Linked DNA regions of Homo sapiens: region 1 is linked to region 2. A link is an interaction called in ENCODE POLR2A ChIA-PET data of the cell type or tissue named here. Cell type or tissue: B cell. All regions are shown on one strand. Region 1 overlaps GATAD2A (GATA zinc finger domain containing 2A). Region 2 overlaps PBX4 (PBX homeobox 4).

Evidence for each region. ChIA-PET counts read pairs that join two places held together with the same protein. Peaks named below come from ENCODE experiments on the same cell type or tissue, not always from the same donor. Only the 100,000 strongest peaks of a DNase experiment are listed, where the experiment ranks them.
Region 1: POLR2A ChIA-PET joins it to region 2 with 9 read pairs; 2 of 35 experiments call an interaction of 5 or more read pairs at or near these places.

What each region holds. Positions count from the first base shown.
Region 1 is chr19:19,483,825-19,486,324 of GRCh38, forward strand. The region is part of intron 2 of GATAD2A (GATA zinc finger domain containing 2A); the gene reads left to right. Among named protein-coding and RNA genes, the nearest start is that of TSSK6, 30 kb to the right of the region's middle. RefSeq lists an enhancer at 430-1,214. In B cell, no CTCF peak of the experiment used is centred here; a DNase peak (open chromatin) is centred at 1,417; H3K27ac peaks cover 1,042 bases.
Region 2 is chr19:19,567,835-19,570,334 of GRCh38, forward strand. PBX4 (PBX homeobox 4) reads right to left here. Exons shown (of 8, transcript NM_025245.3): 4 at 2,275-2,465; 5 at 1,615-1,750. Among named protein-coding and RNA genes, the nearest start is that of CILP2, 31 kb to the left of the region's middle. In B cell, no CTCF peak of the experiment used is centred here; no DNase peak of the experiment used is centred here.

The DNA.
Region 1 (2,500 bases), 84 kb before region 2:
TCACCATGTTAGCCAGGATGGTCTCGATCTCTTGACCTCGTGATCCGCCCGCCTCGGCCTCCCAAAGTGCTGGAATTACAGGTGTTAGCCACCACACCCGGCCTAGTTCCTCAGTTTTGGGGCACAGCCTGTGTCTAGACAACAGAGCTCTCTTTCTATCAGCTGAGTGTCTCTGAGTGAACACCACCCCTTGGGAAAGGAGGGAGGACTGCGTGGGGTCCCAGTGAGCAGCCCCCACGTCCAGGTTGCAGTGAATGCTGCCAGAATTGTATGTCAGCACACCCACTACACAGGGGCCTGACACACAAGATATTGCCCGGACTGGCCTGGGCAACACAGCGAGACCCCACCTGTACAAAAACTTTAAAAATGCAGTGAGCCATGATCGTGCCACTGTGCTCCAGCGTAGGCAACAGAGTGAGAGACCCTGTCTCAATATCAAAAATTGAAAATTGAAAAAAATTAGCCAGGTGTGGTAGTGTTTCCCTGTGGTCCCAGCAGCTTGGGAGGCTAAGATGGGAGGATCACTGGAGCCCAGGAGTTCCAGGCTACATTGAACTATGATCACACCATTGCACTCCAGCCTGACAAGAGTGAGACCCTGTCTCTAAAAAAAGAAGTTGCTCAGTGGTAGGACTAACTTGGGGAACTGATAACTGTGTCCTTTTTCTCTGTCACAGGATTTTTCTTTTTCTTTTTTTTTTTTTCTTTTTTTTTTTTTTTTTTGAGACGGAGTCTGGCTGTCGCCCAGGCTGGAGTGCGCAGTGGCACGATCTCGGCTCCCTGCAGGCTCTGCCCCCCGGGGTTCATGCCATTCTCCTGCCTCAGCCTCCCGAGTAGCTGGGACTACAGGCGCCCGCCACCTCGCCTGGCTAATTTTTTGTATTTTTAGTAGAGACGAGGTTTCACTGTGTTAGCCAGGATGGTCTCTATCTCGTGACCTCGTGATCCGCCCACCTCGGCCTCCCAAAGTGCTGGGATTACAGGCGTGAGCCACCGCGCCCAGCCTGTCATAGGATTTTTCTAGGAGTGTTTCTTGAAGGCAGGTAGAGAGACTGGATGAAGCATGAGGAATTGCTTTCTGGCTTGACTCACTTCACTCCAGGTGCTGCCTGAAGCTGGGGTGCCTCCCAGCCTGCAGACTGCCTCCTCCTTTTCCATGGGACCCTCTTCAGCCCCTTTCATTGTTGGGCAGCTCTGGTCTCCCACATGACCTTCCTAGAGCTGTTCTCATCTTGAGTCTGCACCTGTCTGGGGGGCCTCTGTGCAGGCTGCTGTTGGTCCCTCTGTCAGGGGGTGCTTTAAGGCTCAGTGGGTAGTTACTTGGGTAAACCCTTTCTTTCCCCCTTCTCTTTCCCTGCTTTGTCCCAGGGTAGCATCTGAGGGAGGAAGTGGAGTTACAGTGATATGGGTTAGCTCCCCAGGGGCCAGCCTGGGCCATTGGCTCCATTAGCTTAGTGGTTTAAAGCAGCGAGGTATTGACGTTTTTCAGTCTGTCAGTTCTGCTGGTTGGCTGGTCCCGCCCAGCTGGGCACTGTTGCTGGGGCCCTCTGGTCTTTGCAGTTGCATGTCAGCTGGGCTGGGTGTCCCCAGTGGTTTCATCACTCACATGTGATGGCCAAAACAGCTGGGACTGGCTGGACCAGTCTCTGTGCCTGTCTCCATCTCCCCCACTATAGCGGGGGCTAGTGTGGGCCTCTGATCCCGTGGTGGTTTGGGGCAGTCAGACCTCAGCTCTCCTAGAGCAAGCATTCCGAGGGCTCAGGCAGAAGCTGCAAGGCTTCTGTGACCTCACCTGAAAAGGCTGCCACGTCACTTCCTCTGCATTCTGTAGTTTGGGAATTGAGCCATAAAACCAGCCCAGGTCAAGTACTACGGGGGCTATGAGTAGATGCAGCCAGAGCCTCCGGCCTCCTCAGGACTGCAGAGATGGGCCGGGGGCCTTGCAGAGTTTGGTCTGGTGTACAGGGTTTGTCAGCCATGAGTATTAGGGCTCCTTCTTCATATCCACAAAAGCGCTTGGACTCAAAAAATAGGAATTTGGCTTCCAGGGTCTGTTGCTTTACAAAGACGCACGATGACACACAATTCAGAAATCCTTGTGAGTGAGTTTCCCTTTCCTCCAGCAGCACAACATCTATGTGCACGAGGGAAGCAGCTGCCCACCGTGCAAGGGGGTCCATCAGTCCGTGGCGCTGGTTCCTCCTGAACTCACAGCCCCAACCCTGGAACCTCCATCAAGGCAAGAGGAGGAAGTGGGCGCTCCCCAGCCTTGCCAGGCCCCCAGCAGACCCAGTCTGCCCTTGGGGGGTTTGTGAATGTTCAGGTGTCACATTTCAGGACCTGTTTACTGAGATTGTCTGCTCTGTAATGGGCTCCCACTCTTTCCTCAGAAAGCTGTCAGGTCAGGCAGATGTTTCAGGTTTGCCATTGCTTCCATCTGGGAGCTGCAAGGCGAAGGCACGGGCGGCCTGTTTGCTGCCCTTATCTTCCCAGTGTT
Region 2 (2,500 bases):
GGGAACTCACACTCCATCTCAATCACCTCAGGGAGCTCACACTCCATCTGTATCCCTCAGGGAGCTCACACCCCACCTGTATCCCTCAGGCAGCTCACACTCCATCTGTATCTCTCAGGGAGCTCACACTCCATCTCTGTCCCTCAGGGAGCTCACACTCCACCTCAATCACCTCAGGGAACTCACACTCCATCTTTATCCCTCAGGGAGCTCACATTCCATCAGTATCCCTCAGGGAGCTCACACTCTATCTGTAACCCTCAGGGAGCTCACACTCCATCTGTATCCCTCAGGGAGCTCACACTCCATCTGTAACCCTCAGGGAGCTCACACTCCATCTGTATCCCTCAGGGAGCTCACACTCTACCAGTATCCCTCAGGGAGCTCACACTCCATCTGTATCCCTCAGGGAGCTCACACTCCATCTGTAACCCTCAGGGAGCTCACACTCCATCTGTATCCCTCAGGGAGCTCACACTCTATCAGTATCCCTCAGGGAGCTCACACTCCATCTGTATCCCTCAGGGAGCTCACACTCTATCAGTATCCCTCAGGGAGCTCACACTCCATCTGTATCCCTCAGGGAGCTCACACTCCATCTGTATCCCTCAGGGAGCTCACACTCCACCTCAGTCACCTCAGGGAACTCACACTCCATCTGTATCCCTCAAGGAGCTCACACTCCATCTGTATCCCTCAGGGAACTCACACTCCATCTGTATCCCTCAAGGAGCTCACACTCCATCTGTATCCCTCAGGGAACTCACACTCCATCTGTATCCCTCAAGGAGCTCACACTCCATCTGTATCCCTCAGGAAGCTCACACTCCGTCTGTATCCCTCAGGGAGCTCATACTCTGTCTGTAACCCTCAGGGAGCTCACACTCTGTCTGTATCCCTCAGGGAGCTCACACTCCATCTGTATCCCTCAGGGAGCTCATACTCTGTCTGTATCCCTCAGGGAGTTCACACTCTGTCTGTAACCCTCAGGGAGCTCACACTCCGTCTGTGTCCCTCAGGGAGCTCACACTCCACAGCATCACCTCTGGGACCTCGCATTCCATCTGCATCGCTCAGGAAGTCCTCAGGTCTCTCTGTGGGTACACTTGCACCCCTGCCTCACAGATGAACGGGGAGAGCGCTGGAGTCCCACATTTGTAATGCAGAGCCTGGATCTGAGCTGGCCTGGCTGACTCAGAGCCTGGAGACTTGGCTCCTGTTCCACACTTTTTTTGTTTTTCAGAGATAGGATCTCACTCTGTCACCCAGGCTGGAATGCAGTGGCGCCATCATAGCTCACTGCAGCCTCACCCTCCTGGGCTCAAGTGATCCTTCCACCTCAGCATCCGAAGGAGCTGAGACCACAGGTGCACACCACCAAGCCCAGCTAATTTTTTAAATTTTTTGTAGAGACAGTGTCTCACTATGTTGCCCAGGCTGGTCTCGAACTCCTGGCCTCAAGCGACCCTCCTACCTCATCCTCCCAAAGTGCTGGGATTCCAGCAGCCATGCCTGGCCTCTGCACACATTTAACAAACTTCCCTGGGTGTCCTCATGGGACCTAGTCATCCACTCCTCCCAGGCGTGGCGAGACGTGGCAGGAGAGAACGTCACCTGGGAGATGGTGAGGCCGCCCTTCCTGGCCAGCTCTTCTTTGGCTTCTTCGCTGGGGTAAGGGTTGTTCAGATGGGAGTAAAAATACTCATTCAGCACTTCCGTCGCCTGCTTGCTGAAATTCCGCCGCTTGCGCCTGCAAAAACAGCCGCCTTCGTAGGCATTAATATGCTGGGACTCCAGTACCACCCCCACCTCTAGTTCTGAGTATGATTTTCCAGTAGTTCTGAAAACAGCAATCACTTGAGGTCAGGAGTTCGAGACCAGCGTGGTCAACATAGTGAAACCCCGTTTCTACTAAAAACACAAAAATTAGCTGGGCATGGTGGCGGGAGCCTGTAATCCCAGCTACTCGGGAGGCTGAAGCAGTAGAATCGCTTGAACCTGGGAGGCGGAGGTTGTGGTGAGTGGAGATCGCACCACTGCACTCCAGCCTGGGCACCAGAGTGAGACTCCGTCTCAAATAAATAAATAAATAAATACAAAATAAAATAAAAATGAAAACAGCAATACTTCAGGCCTTCTTCCCAAGAGGCTGTGAGGCCTCCAACCGTGACTGCAGACACAGCCTCCAGGGCTGTCTTCAACCCAAGCCAGCACTATTTCCCTCCAGTCCCTCAGAGCCGGCCCTTGAGGTTTTGGGTACGTACAGGCCCTGACCTGGCATCGAGCAGCCGCGAACGCAGGGTCATCACTGCCTCACAGGTGCTCTGCTTCAACTGCATCTGGATGGCGCTGAACTTGCCGTGAATGGCGCCGACCATGCGCTCAATCTCCTTAGGGGAGACAGGCCTCATCCTGCTCTGCTCCTGGAGGAGGTTGGTGACGTGCGTGGTGAACTCACGACAGGCCTGGGGTGGGAGCACAGACACGCCGGCCTGTGACT